2 separate regions of the Homo sapiens genome follow, and region 1 is linked to region 2. The links are chromatin loops, found by intact Hi-C in ENCODE. Cell type or tissue: PC-3. All regions are shown on one strand.

Region 1 (8,000 bases), 120 kb before region 2:
CTTCAAGCAATTCTCCTGCCTCAGCCTCCTGCATAGCTGGGATTGTACGCACACGCCACCATGCCTGGCTAATTTTTGTATTTGTAGCAGAGACGGGGTTTCATCATGTTGGTCAGGCTGGTCTTGAACTCCTGACCTCGTGATCTGCCCGCCTGGGCCTCCCTAAGTGCTGGGATTACAGGCTTGAGCCACTGAGCCTGGCCATTTTTTTTTTTTTTAATTGAGATAGTGTCTCACTCTGTTGCCCAGGCTGGAGTGCAGTGGTACGATCTTGGCTCACTGCAACCTCCAGCTCCCGGGTTCAAGCGATTCTCATGCCTCCACCTCCTGAGTAGCTGGGACTACAGGCATGAGCTACCATGCCCAAGTAATTTTTGTATTTTTTAGTAGAGATGGGGTTTCTGCATGTTGGTCAGGCTGGTCTCGAACTCCTGACCCCAGGTGATCTGCCCACCTCAGCCTCCCAAAGTGCTGGGATTACAGGCATGAGCAACTATGCCTGCCCACATTTCAATTTGAATTACATTTTATTTTTTCCCACTTTATTGAGCCATAATTTACATACAATAAAATGCACCATTTTAGGGCTATATTTAGATGAGTTTTGACAAATGTATACGCCATGTCACCGCCAATGCAATTAAGCTATAGAACATTCTTGTTAGACCCCTGGAGATCCTTTTGCAATTAATCCTTACCTTCATCCCCAACTCTAGCTGCCGTCATTTTTTCCCCTCTCTAGAATTTTATATAAATGCAATCATACAGCATGTATTCTTTTGTTGTTTGTTGCTGTTGTTTTTTTGAGACAGAGTCTCACTTTGGTACTCAGGCTGGAGTGCAGTGGTGTGATCATAGCTTACTGCAACCTCAACCTCCCAGGCCCAAGGGATCCTCCTATCTCAGCCTCCCGAGTAGCTGGGACTACAAGTGCATGCCACCATGCCCAGCTAATTTTTATTTTATTTTTTGTAGATACGGGGTCTCACAATATTGCCCATGCTAGTCTCAAACTCCTGGGCTCAAGCAATCCTCCTGCCTTGGCCTCCCAAAGTGGTGGGATTACAAGCATGAGCCACTGCCTTCGGTTTTGTGCTCTCTTCTGAATCTGGCTTCTTTCACTCAGCCTAATGGTTTTGAGATTCACTTATTTTCATTTATTGTATTGTTTGTATCAATAGTACATACCTTCTTTTTTTTTTTTTTTTTTTGAGACAGAGTCTCACTCTGTCACCCAGGCTGGAGTACAGTGGCACGATCTTAGCTCACTGCAATCTGCACCTCCAGGGTTTATGTGATTCTTCTGCCTCAGCCTCCTGAGTAGCTAGGATTACAGGCGTGCACCACCACGCCCAGCTAATTTTTGTATTTTTAGTAGAGATGGGGCTTCACCATGTTGGCCAGGCTGGTCTCGAACTCCTAATCTCGGGTGATCCGCCTGCCTTGGCCTCCCAAAGTGCTAGGATTACAGGCATGAGCCACCGTGCCTGGCCGCACATACCTTCTTAATGTTGAGTAGAACTGCACTGTATGGATACACCACCATTTATTTATTCTGCTTTTCCTTTTTATGTTAAATTGGGAAGAAAAGGAATCTTACAACATTGGCACTTCTTATTTAGGAACAGATCATCCCTGTCTTTTCTTACTCAGGCCTTGTTTGTAAGTCTGTAGTCAAGCTTTGCGGTTTTCTTTATGAACCCCTTGCCCTTTTCTTATTGTGTTGATTTCTAGGAACTGGATAGTTTGTTGTTACTGGAGGAGAATAATTTCTCTTTAACATTAGCTCAATGGTTGTTACTAGTGTAATGGAAAGCTATTGATTTTGTGTGTATGTGCATTCATCTTATATTGGGCTATCATTTGGAATGCCTGGTCTACAAGTGCACGCCACCCCACCTGGCTAATTCTTAATTTTTTTGTAGAGAAGGTGGGGTCGGGTAGATGGTCTCACTTTGTTGCACAGGCTGGTCTCCAACTCCTGGACTCAGGCAATCCTCCTGCCTCAGCCTTCCCGGGCTGTGATCTCCTTTTCTAAGAGTGATACTCCTTTTTCTTATACGTGTAATCTCTGAGGAAAGGGAGAAAAACGGGAGGCAGATGGTTGGGGTACAGGGGTAGAGAGACAGAGAGAGGAGGCGAAATGAGAAAGCTTGAACTCCTGATGTTGGGTGGGACAAGAATGAATTAAGTGGACTCCCTGGAGCTTAGCTGAGAGAAGGGTAATTGGAAAAGTCCAAGCAAGAGTCCATTTCCTATGTCAGAAAATTGTACAAGGTGTGGCCCTTTTCCTTTATTTCTAGTCTCTGCCCCAAGCATCAGAGGAGCTTTGAACGAAGGAGGGTGGGGCAAGCATGTGAGAGCAGACCACTCCCCACAGATCATTCTTTCCCCCCACTCCAAAGCTGGGCTTATCGGGGAGGGGAGTAGGAGATGATGCATCAGACACACTATCAGAGCCTTTGGGGCTGGGGCAATGGCTCATGCCTGTAATCCCAGCACTTTGGGAGGCCAAGGCAGGAGGATCGCTTGAACCCAGGAGTTCTAGATCAGCCTGGATAACAAAGGGAGATCCCACCTCTACAAAAAATATTTAAAAATTAGCTAGGAGTGGTGGCGTGTGCCTGTAGTCCCAGCTACTCGGGAGGCTGAGAGGAGAGAATTGTTTGAGCTTTGGGAGGTCGAGGCTGCAGTGAGCTGTGATCACACTGCTGCATTCCAACTTGGGCAACAGAGCAAGATCGTATCTCAAATAAAGGGGGTGGGGTGGGGGCACTTTGGGAAAGTTGAGGACATGAAAGCCACAGCGTTTGCTAGGGATGTCTCTTAAGGGTGGAAAAGGAAGGTTCCATAGAGAATGGTTGAAGGAAGAGACTGGAAAAATAATAAATTGGGGGTTTTTTTGGACATAATATTTAACCAGTTGCTTTTACAATGTCAACTGTATTTCTATCATCCCTGTTTTAGGAATGGTGCAATTAAGACCAGAGAAGACATTGTCATTTGGGGCGAAAGCCCATCTATCTCATCTTTGTAGAGACATCCCTCTCTGAGTCAGACTTGGATGTCGACTTTCATGGCACTGCCAGATCAGCAGCACCAGATAAAGCATATCAAGGACCTTGTTACTAAGACAGGCACTAGTGAAAATGGGGGCTGCCCCTGCAGCTACTCTATTGGGCCACTAGATAGCGCTTCTGCTTCGAGGAGGTAAAATGCTAAACCAAGCAATGGTGCTTTAGATGGTTTAAAGATAAGGAAGCAACTAACGGAAGTAATTTCCAGGGCAGGACTCTAAAAAGGCTATTTGGAAGAGAAGTACAGGTGCTCATTAGGTAGTGTGGAATGAATGTGATCTAGAAAATTGCTTACATTCCATAGGAAAAATTTACATTGCTAAACAAGGAAATTAAAAAGACACAATGAAATGCCACTTCATCCCTATTAGGATGGCTATTATATATAATATAATATAGATATTAAATGGAAAAATATATATTATTTATAATATATAAAATATATAATTTATAATATATTATTATATAATGTAATTATATTATATATTATTTATATTTATTGTTTTATATATATATAAAATGGAAAATAATTTAAGTGTTGGTTAGAGTGTGGAGAATTTGAAGCCCTGATTCGTTAGTGGTGGGAATTTCAAATGGTGCAGCCACTTTGAGAAACAGTTTGGTGGTTCTTCAAAAAGGAAACAGAAGTGACGTATGATCCACTCCTACGTATGTAAATATACCCCAAAGAATGGAAAGCAGGGACTCAGATATTTGTACACCAACATTCTTTCAGAAAACAGAAGCAACCCACGTGTTTATGAACAGATGAATGGATAAACAACATGTGGCATATACATGCAATGGAATATTATTCAGTCATACATGGAATGAAGTCCTAATACATGTTACAACATGGATGAACCTTGAAAACATGCTAAGCGAAATCAGCCAGGCACGAAGGGCTGCTGTATGATATCATTCCACTTATATGAGGTGCCTAAAATGGGCAAATTCATAGATACAGAAAGTAGAATAGAGGTTAAGAAAGCAGAGGCTGGGTGCGGTGGCTCACGACTGTAATCTCAGCACTTTGGGAGGCCGAGGCGGGCAGATCACTTGAGGTCAGGAGTTCGAGACCAGCCTGGCCAACATGGTGAAACCCTGTCTCTACTAAAAATACAAAAATTAGCCAGGGGTGCTGGTGCACGCCTATAATCCCAGCTACTTGGGAGGCTGAGGCAGGAGAATCACTTGAACCCAGGAGTTACAGGTTGCAGTGAGCCAAGATTGTGACATTGCACTCCATCCTGGGTGACAGAGTGAGAGGGAGACTCAGTTTAAAAAACAAACAAAAACAACAACAACAACAACAAAAAAACAGAAAGCAGAACGGATGTTGCCGAGGGAAAATGAAAAGATGTAGTTTAATAGGTACAGAGTTTGTTTGGGATGATGACAAAGTTCTGAAAATAGGCAGTGATCATGATTCATTGCACGTTATGAATGTACTTAATGCTACTGAACTGTATGCTAAAGAATAGTTAAATAGGCCAGGCACAGTGGCTCACGCCTGTAATCCCAGCACTTTGGGAGGCCGAGGCTGGCAGATCATCTGAAGTCAGAGTTCCAGACCAGCCTGGCAAAACTAATGTCTATACAAAAAATACAAAAATTAGCTGGGTGTGGTGGCGCCGGCCTGTAATCCCAGCCACTCGGGAGGCTGAGGCAGGAGAATCGCTTGAACCCGGGAGGCGGAGGTTGCAGTGAGCCGAGGTCGCGCCACTGCACTCCAGCCTGGGTGACAGAGCGAGACTCCGTCTCAAAAATAAAAGTAAAAAAATAAAGAATAGTTAAATGAAAAAATTATGCTGTGTATATTTTACCACAATAAAAATAAATAAATAGCTGGCCAACATGGTGAAACTCCGTCTCTACTGAAAAAAAAAATACAGGCCCGGCGCGGTGGCTCACGCCTGTAATCCCAGCACTTTGGGAGGCTGAGGCGGGTGGATCACGAGGTCAGGAGATCGAGACTATCCTGGCTAACATGGTGAAACCCCGTCTCTACTAAAAACACAAAAAATTAGGCCGGCACCTGTAGTCCCAGCTACTCAGGAGGCTGAGGCAGGAGAATGGGCGTGAACCTGGGAGGCGGAGCTTGCAGTGAGCCAAGATCGTGCCACTGCACTCCAGCCTGGGCGACAGAGAGAGACTCCGTCTCAAAACAAACAAACAAACAAAACAAACAAACAAAAAACAAAAGTTAGCCAGGTGTGGTGCCATGTGTCTGTAATCCCAGCTACTTGGGAGGCTGAGGCAGGAGAATCACTTGAACCTGGGTGGTGGAGGTTGCAGTGAGCCGAGATCGCGCCGCTGCTCTCCAGCCTGGGCAACAAGTAAGACTCCATCTAAAAAAAAAAAAAAAAAGAAAAAAATATTAATAAAGCTATGCCCTCTGATATTTGTTCTTGGCTAAGAAAGCTGCTCCTGACATTTTATTAGCTAACTTGCAGTTGGATGTAAAAGCCTATAATCAAAATACACCAAGGTGGGCAGATCGCTTGAGCCAGGAGTTTGAGACCAGCCTGGGCAATATGGTGAAACTCCATCTCTACAAAAAGTACAAAATTTAGCCGGCCATGATGGTGCATGCTGGTAGTTCAAGCTACTCGGGAGGCTGAGGCATGAGGATCACCTGAGCGTGGGAAGTTGAGGCTGCAGTAAACTGAGATGGTGCCACTGCATTCCTGCCTGGGTGACAGACTGAGACCCTGTCTTGAAAAACAAACAAACAATCAAAACAATCAAAAACAAAGAGAAAAGAAATACAAATGGCTTTTAAATACATGAAAAGATGCTCAACTAAAACTATACTGAGATAGCATTTTTTTCATCTATCACATAGCATAGACAACACATTTAAATAACATGCTGCATCAGTAAAGATGAATAAAAGGCAGCTTTGTACAACTCTAGTAGGGCTATAAACTAGTACTGCCCCTCTGGAGGGCATTTTCATCTACCAAACTATGCTGAAGAGAACATCTGACCCAGCGAAATTGCACTTAAAAATTTATCATACAGGGTCTAATGGTATTTCTAGTTCTAGATCCCTGAGGAATCGCCACACTGACTTCCACAATGGTTGAACTAGTTTACAGTCCCACCAACAGTGTAAAAGTGTTCCTATTTCTCCGCATCCTCTCCAGCACCTGTTGTTTCCTGACTTTTTAAATACCATTCAACCCAGCCATCCTATTACTGGGTATATACCCAAAGGATTATAAATCATGCTGCTATAAAGACACATGCACACGTATGTTTATTGCGGCACTATTCACAATAGCAAAGAGTTGGAACCAACCCAAATGTCCAACAATGATAGACTGGATTAAGAAAATGTGGCACATATACACCATGGAATACTATGCAGCCATAAAAAATGATGAGTTCATGTCCTTTGTAGGGACATGGATGAAGCTGGAAACCATCATTCTCAGCAAACTATTGCAAGGACAAAAAACCAAACACCACATGTTCTCACTCATTGGTGGGAATTGAACAATGAGAACACATGGACACAGGAAGGGGAACATCACACACCGGGGCCTGTTGTGGGGGTGGGTGGAGGGGGGAGGGATAGCATTAGGAGATACACCTAATGCTAAATGATGAGTTAATGGGTGCAGCACACCAACATGGCACATGTATACATATGTAACTAACCTGCACATTGTGCACATGTACCCTAAAACTTAAAGTATAATAAAAAAAATTATCATACAGATAAACTTGCACGTGTGAAACATACATAAAAGTCACTCTTTGCAGCATTGTTTGATGTAGCGATACATTAGAGACAACCTAAATGCCCATCATTTTTAGGCTGATTAAATAAAGTTTGATACAACCATTCCATGGAATACTATGCAGCTATAAAAGATAAATAAATTGTAGCACTATCAGAGGCTGAGGCAGGAGGATCGCTTGAGCCCAGGGGTTCAAGACTAGCCTGGGTAACATAGCAAGACCACGCCTCTACAAAAAAACACAAAAATTATTTGGTTGTCGTGGCAGGTGCCTGAAGTCCCAGCTACTCAGGAGGCTAAGGTGGGTGGATTGCCTGAGCTCAGGAAGTCGCAGTGAGCCATGATCATGCCTCTGCACTCCAGCCTGGGTGACAGAGAGAGACTCTGACCCCCCCGCCCCCCCCAAAAAAAGAAGGAAATAAAGCAGGAAGAAAGCTAGAAGCTCTTTATGTAGTAATAGAGTTGCCATATATATATATATATATATATTTTTTTTTTTAGTCAGGGTCTCACTCTGTCGCCCAGGTTGAAGTGCAATGGCATGATCACAGCTCACTGCAGACTCCAACTCTTGGCTCAAGTGATCCTCCTCCACCTCAGCCTGCTGAGTAGCTGGGTCTACAGGCACACGCCACCATGCCTGGCTAATTTTTGTATTTTTAGTAGAGACAGGATTTCATTATGTTATTTTTTTTTTTTTTTTGAGACAGAGTTTTGCTCTTGTCACTCAGGCTGGGGTGCAATGGTGCAATCTCGGCTCACTGAAACTTCTGCCTCCTAGGTTCAAGCGATTCTCCTGACTCAGCCTCCTGAGTAGCTGGGATTATAGGCGAAAACCAATACGTCTGGTAATTTTTTTTATTTTTAGTAGAGATGAGGTCTTGGTATATTGCCCAGGCTGGTCTCAAACTCCTAGACTCAAGCAGTCCTCCCTCCTCGGCCTCTCAAAGTGCTGGGATTACAGGCATGAGACACTGCGCCTGGTCAAATATGTGGTTTTTCTATGGAATGTAATTCTGGGAGGAATCACATAAAAGTCGTTCATTGATACCTCCATGAAGAGGAAATGGTAGTCTGGAGGGAGATATTCTCTTTGGATGTGCCTTTTGAGTTTGAACTATGTAAATGTACATATTGCCCAAAAATAAGTAAATAAATGAAAAAGCGGATG
Region 2 (8,000 bases):
ACTGTCCTTAACGAAGAACTGTGCGCTCCTGGGCGAAGAAACAATGGTATTTCCATCCCAACTTAACTTTTGGCGAATTAGCCTTAGCCCAGACCACCAGGTGGTTTCGGAGGCTACTTGAGATGTGATTGCTCCTAATGAACCTCCACGGGCCTTTTTAACCTGTCGATGTGTTTATTTCAGATGGAGCAGGAAATGACCCGGTTACATCGGAGAGTGTCAGAGGTGGAGGCTGTGCTTAGTCAGAAGGAGGTGGAGCTGAAGGCCTCTGAGACTCAGAGATCCCTCCTGGAGCAGGACCTTGCTACCTACATCACAGAATGCAGTGTGAGCCTTCCCTGAAGCCCCCTTCCCTTGGAGGTGGCACTTCCTGTTGTGTGTGTCTCATCCTGTTTCATGATGGCTCCATGAGGCACATCACAGCCAATGGCAGAGAGTAGAGAGAGGGAGAGCACAAAAGCAAGATCTGTGTTTTGCAGAGTAGTGAGAGCCAGGCGTAAGGTCCCCAAGAAATGAGATTGGACTCATTTCCAGCAGAAAGTGCAGGTAGACGGCTGGTACCATGGAGTCTGGAGATGGGAGTAATCCATCTTTGCCGCAAGTTGCAAAAGATCTTAACATCTCCCATCCCAGCCTCTGTGGTCTGCGTTGTGTCTGACATGAGCAGCCTTGAGAACCAGACTCCCAACTATGTACAAGAAAACTTACTTTCAATCTTCCTGACATCAAATTTTCCATTGGCCAGAACCAGTGTAGTGACAAGAAAATAGCCTTGAAAACCCAGACCCTCTGTCATTATTTACCATGTGACTTTCATTTTTTCTTTCCTTCACAAGAGTAGACTGTCTTCTTCTCCATTGTCTTGTTAAATTTTTCATTCAGGTGTTTTTTAATGTGCCCAATTAAACAGTCTCAAGAAGTTGAATCACACATTTCTAAAGTTTTTTTCACAAGGGAGAGGAAATCTATAGAACGTGGCTGATTAAGAATAACTGCTATGTTTCCATTCCAGACTTGGCTGCCTTTCAGTGGTGGGTGAAGTTATTCAGCTATGTATTTCAGATATAGATTTCAGTGCCATTGAAGCATTAAGGGATTCTTATGGATGAAAGGTGTCCAGGAAAAATAAGCCAGGAGGTAGAAATAGACCACTTGGAGTCTTAAATGACAACTGGGCAGAGGATATGAAGTCATTGCTACTTTGAAAGAGGCATATGTACTTTAGGGCCCACAAATAACTGTAGAAAACACTTTGTAGCTATCCACATGGTGGCTGTAATAGCTACTGGGTCTTAATAGGTTTTAGTCCTGAACATGCAAGTAAGTATCTCCTAGGACAGGTAGATGGTGGCAGGAGACAGGCTGATGCAGTTTCCGGCTGGATCCCTAAGGTCACCAGGTTGAGATGATGTTTCTTGAACCAAGGGGTTTTACAGGATGGAAACCGGAGTCGGCAACCAACTGGAAGTTGTGAACTGTGGTCCGTCACTCGAAACTGTCCTGGTGTCTGCGAAGCAGCTTGCAGCTCTCTTAATGAGTCTTTTCAAACAAAGCAGGATCCACAGGGCATCCCTATTAAAATTTTTGCTTTCTGCAGAGCTTAAAGCGAAGTTTGGAGCAAGCACGGATGGAGGTGTCCCAGGAGGATGACAAAGCACTGCAGCTTCTCCATGATATCAGAGAGCAGAGCCGGAAGCTCCAAGAAATCAAAGAGCAGGTAGGCCTGCTTGCCTGGGAGCACAGCAGCATCTCGGCTTGCTTGGACCTCTAATTTCAGGAGAGGCGTGTTTGAGAGAGAAATAGGAAGAAAGGGAGAGAGAGAAAGGGTGGGGGCAGAGTGGAAGAGAGACAGGTATGTAGGTCATTCAGAAACTTCAGATTTCTCATAATTTATATACATCATAGAATGCTTGTTCCAGCTCCTTTTGAAGCTGATACCCCATAATGTCTGCTTTTAAAAATAAAGATGTAGGTTTAGAGCAAGAGTGGGCAGACTTCAGCCTGTGGGGCAAAGCTGGTCCAACACCTATTTTCTATGGCCCACAAGCTAAGAATGGGGTTACGTTTTTAAACAGTTGGAAAAAAAATCAAAAGTAAAACAATATTTCATGACATTTGAAATTTATATGAAATTCAAATTTCAGTCTCCATAAATAAAGTGTTTTTTTTTTGGAACACAGCCATGCTTGGTAATTTGCATATCGGCCCTGGCTGCTTTCAGGCTACAGAGTCAGAGGTGAGTGGTTGTTACAGAGACCATGTGGCCTGCAAAGCTGAAACTACTTACTATCTGGCTTCTTACAGCAAAAGTTTGCCAATCCCTGCTTTAGATGGTTAAAAACAATTAAATGTTTTAATAGCTTCTCAGATGCACTTTTAAGTTTTTGAGTGAAGCCAGGCTAATTCATAGTTTTACTTACATAAAGAAATATTCTAGAAGAGAAATTTGAACCATTCTGGTCAAGGTCAAGTCAGGATTAACACTGCCTATCTGAGTGCAGAAGGCTGTCCCCTGTGTTTTCAGAAAGGAGAATCGAGACCTTTAAAAAGCCCACTCTTTTTTTTCTTTCTAAACGGGTTTTCTTTCTAAATGGCTCATTTTTGTATTGCCTCATTGTTTCCTTTTTAGCATGGATTTTTGTGTCTTTTGAAAAACTGTAAATAGAGACTTTAATGAAGAGATGGCAATGAGCAATTGGAGAGCTGAACTATCAGCTGCCAGGCAACTCTCATTCACTTCAGAAAATCTAATGGAAACACTGATAGAAATGAACATTTCTGTCTCTGGGTAGCACAAACTTAGCCATCTGGCTGGAGCTAATGCAAGAAACTTCTGCAAATAACTCTATCCATTAATTACTCTTTAAAAAAAGAATTACTGTCTTTGGAGTTTTGTTGGCATATTTATCATCTGAATATTTTAAAGTTGTGATCAGTTAATATTCTGTTGCTTGATAAAAACATTATAAATAAACGTGCATAGGACGGAAACCCTGTAAAGGATCATCAGATCTCTGAATAATGCAGTCTTAGAGGTTTTGAAGGCTGCACATTGGCTTTGAGAAATCTGCTTTGACAGTTGACTCATGCTCCTTTTATCAACATAGTTTTTCATCCTAAAAGTTTCAAGAGGTAGGAATCATTTTCTCCCATTAGTTCAACATACCTGGAAATTTACTTTTGGTGACATCCTGGGGAAATGAAAGCTGTGTTTGGCCACCAGAGGGAGCAGCTGGTGTCCATAGATTCCTTAGAAACGGAATTATCAGGACGTTTTGAAAAGGTGTATGTTGGTGGCCGAGTTCAAAGACACGTCTTTTATGATTCATACCACAGTTGGCATGCATGTGGAGTCTTAGATTTAATGACTGCTAAAAGTTCCATTGTGGGGAAGAAACGTGGTTTCAGATTTGATTTTTCATCGGAACAAGGATTTATTTTATGACTTTTGGTAAGTTTTGTGAGAGCAGGATGTTTGCAGACTGGGAGAAAGCTTTTAATGCTTGCAGCAAACTTTCAGTATTTAGTTTGTGGCATATTGATTTTTTCTAGACTTGGGATTTATTCCCTGATCTTTCTCTTAAAAATCTAACTTTCTATATCGCTCTTTATTTTTTTGAGATGGAGTCTCGCTCTGTCACCCAGGCTGGAGTGCAGTGGTGCAGTTTCGGCTCACTGCAGCCTCCACCTCCTGGGTTCAAGTGATTCTCCTGCCTCAGCCTCCTGAGTAGCTGGGACTACAGGTGCACGCCGCCACACCCAGCTAATTTTTGTGTTTTTAGTAGAGATGGGGTTTCACCATGTTTGTCAGGCTGGTCTCGAACTCCTGACCTCCTGATCTGCCCGCCTTGGCCTCCCAAAGTGCTGAGATTACAGGCATGAGCCACTGCACCTGGCCGGCTCTTCATTTTTTTAAAAAATATTTTACTTCCACCTAGCTACCCCCTCTAGAATATTTAGATTTGGTTTAAAAGAAAAACACCTCAAAGACTCATGTGAAATTTGATTCCTAGATCATTACTAGCAATTTCAGCTTCTTCCTTGCTCCCCTACTCAGGAAAGGAGACAAAAGTGTGGGTAACACAAAAGTCACTTGTGTTCCATGGTTTCTGAGTGAATTGCATCATACCTGATCCTTCCTCCCCACAAAATTCTGAAGCTCCATTCAGAAGACTTGCGTTAGGTGGGCCTTGAAACCTGTCTGCAGTTCCCCATCCTGACCTGACTCACACCTACCAGTCTTTCATTCCATCCTGAGATACCACAGCTCTCTCTCAGCTGATCTTGCAAACAGACCTGATGATCACCTCTCAGGTTTTTCCTGAAGCAGGGATTTGGTTAGCTGCTAGATTTATAGGATTTCCTTGAAGTATCCTGCACAATATCAAAGGATCCACAAATGAGTTAGAATTTTCTTTTGATGCTTGTAGGAGACTGGGTGCCCCGAGAGCTTGGAGAGCTGACAGAGTGGTTGCCTGATTCCTGCCTTCCTCCCTCTTATGTGCTGACAGCTCAGGGAAGAGAGATGTTGGGGGGAAGGAACAGACACTCTGTCCTTGCTCTTGACAAAACACAAAAATTACATTCCCTTCTCGCCGACATAAATTCAAGAAAGAAAAGTGAGCTTGAGGACAAAAGATGCTCAAGATTTGGTGTCCATGCCTGTAGCCAGGACTGGCTTTCCCATTAGCTCTAGCAGGCACGGTATCTAGGGACCACTTTACTTTTAGGGTCTCACAAAATGTTTTAATTTTTTCATCAGAAGAAAAAAGTTGGGCTTAGGTCAAAGACACTGTTTTCATAGATGATGTTAATATTTTTGTATTTATAGGAGCACAACTGTAAAATGTAATTTTTAATTTTAATTTTTATGGAGGAAGGCAAGACAGGCTCAGTGCTCACAGTTATGAAAGCCATAATATGGCTCTGCTTGAGGGGGTCCAGAAAAACCGATATTCCATTTCACATACAGCTCATGTTCTGGCCTGTGAATTAATTAATTAATTAATTAATTTGAGATAGAGTCTTGCTCTGTCACCCAGGCTGGAGGGCAGTGGTGTAATCTCAGCTCACTGCAACCTCTGCCTCCCAGGTTCAAGCAGTTCTCCTGTCTCAGCCTTCCAAGTAGCTGGGATTACAGGTGCTCACCACCATGTCTGGCTAATTTTTGTATATTTTGTAGAGATGGGGTTTCACTATGTTGGCCAGGCTGGTCTTGAACTCCTAACCTCAAGTGATCCGCCACCTCGGGCTCCCAAAGTGCTGGGATTACAGGCGTGAACCACCATGCCCGGCCTGCCCTGTGAGTTTAGATAATTGTGAGCAGGTTATAAAGATCTTTGGTTATATAATCCAGCATTGCCTGCTTAGTATGCATGACCCAGGAAACCTGTGTGCCCCATGATTCTGAGGATTGACCTTCAATAACAGTATGCTTTTGGGTGGGAGAGAGTGAAATGAGACCCGTGTTCCATTTTGGGCTGTTTTTTCCTTTCTCCTTTACAGATAATAGAGGGAGAGGTGTGCTTGCATGGAAACCATCCAATTTTCATAAGAGCAGCACATCCCCTTTAATATGCTCTGGGGGGGGGGCGTCACCTGCTACAATGGGATAAAAGGTTTCCTTTATACCCTGTTATTCAAAAATTGCAATTTATCAGTTAAAAGAATATCCTTGCTCAGTCGATTATTTCTTGGGAGAAATATTCAAATATTCCTCACCAATTATTTCTTGGGAGAGTGGATCTCAGAGATGTTACTGAATATTGTGATTTTTAAAGACATTCTTGATTCAATTCCTTGTTCATTTCGTTTTGTATCTCTCTCGTCCTCACCCCACAAGTCACCTTGGATTACATAAATGCTCATTCATAATCCTTATACTTAGCCTTGATTTTTGCTAACACAGAATATTTTTATACTTTGTCCAAAAGTTTTCAAAATCACTGGCCATTTCTTTTGGTGAGCCCAGTTCTGAGAAACTTCAATGTAAATGTTTTGATTTTAGAAATGCATTTTGGAAAAGGTTGGGCTGTTTGGATCACTTAAAGGGTTTGCTCAAGGGAACAGGAAGGTTCTTTCCTTGGAATTTTTCTCACAAGTTATTTTGACCGAAGCCAGTGTTTTGTGACTCTTCCAGATTTCAGGGTGACTTGCATTGCAGGAGTGATGTTACGGTCATCATTCAGTTTTGAGCCCAGAAAAATTAATGGTGAGAAACTGACATGATGAGTTTCACCTTCCAGAATTCTTTCCACTGAGATTTTCAATTACCCTCTTGTGCTGTCTGAAAGGTTAATTTTAAAACTAGTACCATATCCAATTTGTGTTAGGAGCACATGACTTCTAAAGGACAAGTCTATATAAATGATTACCCTTGGCGGAAAACTACATGTAAGCAGTTTATCCTTGTTGTTTAAAGAACATCCCTTTTGGCTCTCCTGTGTTAGGCCTTAAGGTTCTGTGCATTTCGTATGGTGTGATTTGCATGTGTGTTCCCGGTGGTTTTGCTAATGACATATGCTCTACATTAAAAGTGTTTTTTTTTGTTTTTTTTTGTTTTTTTGAGACGGAGTCTTGCTCTGTCACCCAGGCTGGAGTGCAGTGGCGCGATCTCGGCTCACTGCAACCTCCGCCTCCCGGGTCCAAGCGATTCTTCTGCCTCAGCCTCCTGACTAGCTGGGATTACAGGCGTCCACCACCACACCTGGCTAATTTTTGTGTTTTTAGTAGAGACGGGATTTCACCATGTTGGCCATGCTGGTCTCGAATTCCTGACCTTGTGATCCGCCTGCCTCAGCCTCCCAAAGTTCTGGGATTACAGGCATGAGCCACAACACCCGGCCAAAACAGTTTTAAGGTTTAATATTTTTTTCTCCCTCATCTTCACCCTACACTTCTCACCTTTGCCTACTTGGTGCCTCATTCTGGGTCCATCTTTCTACTCCCCTCGTCTCTAGGTCTGTAGGTTGTTTTTTTTTGAGACGGAGTCTTGCCCTGTCACCCAGGCTGGAGTGCAGTGGCGCGATCTCGGCTCACTGCAACCTCTGCCTCCTGGGTTCAAGCGATTCTCCTGCCTCAGCCTCCCAAGTAGCTGGGACTATAGGCCCGCACCACCACACCCAGCTAATTTTTGTATTTTTAGCAGAGACAGTGTTTCACCATGTTGGCCAGGATGGTCTTGAACTCCTGACGTCAGGTGATCCACCTGCCTTGGCCTCCCAAAGTGCTGGGATTACAGGCGTGAGCCACTGCACCTGGCCAGGTCTTTTCTTTGCCAGTCTCTCTTCACTGTGCATCTTCCCTGTGTGGTTAATACTCTTCCATCCTCACTGCCTGTCTATTCTTTTCGGAGTTCGAAAGTTCTCTTTTATTTCATTGCCTGCTCTTTAGGAGTACCAGGCTCAAGTGGAAGAAATGAGGTTGATGATGAATCAGTTGGAAGAGGATCTTGTCTCAGCAAGAAGACGGAGTGATCTCTACGAATCTGAGCTGAGAGAGTCTCGGCTTGCTGCTGAAGAATTCAAGCGGAAAGCGACAGAATGTCAGCATAAACTGTTGAAGGTAGTCAGCCACCCTCCAGGAGGGTGCTTTTTGGGTAAAATTGTACATGATCTTAGCAAGAAAAAGGAGAACCTAGTTTAATGAGAAACAACCTAGTTTGAGAAATAGTAGGATACCTTGGAAAACTCTTGGTCTTTATTTACAGAAGATAACATTATTCTTATTTACTATTATTATCTTGGTCACAGAGACCAAGAAAGTAGTCTACACGACTTTTTTAGGTTGTTGAGATTTCCCAATATGTTGTGTCTTTTTAATTACAGGCTAAGGATCAAGGGAAGCCTGAAGTGGGAGAATATGCGAAACTGGAGAAGGTATACTTTCCATGATTGGTTTTGCTATTAATATTTTGGGTAGATAACTTTTTTCATGTTATTATCAGTGGCCCATCATTGATGAAGAGTATTCTTCATCAATGAATAGAGACCTCTCTTCGA

The links. A loop is a pair of places that touch in the nucleus more often than their neighbours do. Peaks named below come from ENCODE experiments on the same cell type or tissue, not always from the same donor. Only the 100,000 strongest peaks of a DNase experiment are listed, where the experiment ranks them.
Region 1: a loop joins it to region 2, with 6 times the contacts of the local background. A loop is called at or near these places in 5 of 110 quality-filtered maps.

Annotation. Positions count from the first base shown.
Region 1 is chr12:119,897,409-119,905,408 of GRCh38, reverse strand. No RefSeq gene overlaps it. Among named protein-coding and RNA genes, the nearest start is that of CIT, 24 kb to the right of the region's middle. In PC-3, a CTCF peak has its summit at 3,168 (motif pointing right); a DNase peak (open chromatin) is centred at 3,188.
Region 2 is chr12:119,776,235-119,784,234 of GRCh38, reverse strand. It overlaps CIT (citron rho-interacting serine/threonine kinase), which reads left to right. Exons shown (of 48, transcript NM_001206999.2): 12 at 184-327; 13 at 1,598-1,717; 14 at 7,393-7,563; 15 at 7,827-7,877. Among named protein-coding and RNA genes, the nearest start is that of MIR1178, 67 kb to the right of the region's middle. In PC-3, CTCF peaks have their summits at 2,995 and 3,211 (motif pointing right); a DNase peak (open chromatin) is centred at 3,264; H3K27ac peaks cover 424 bases.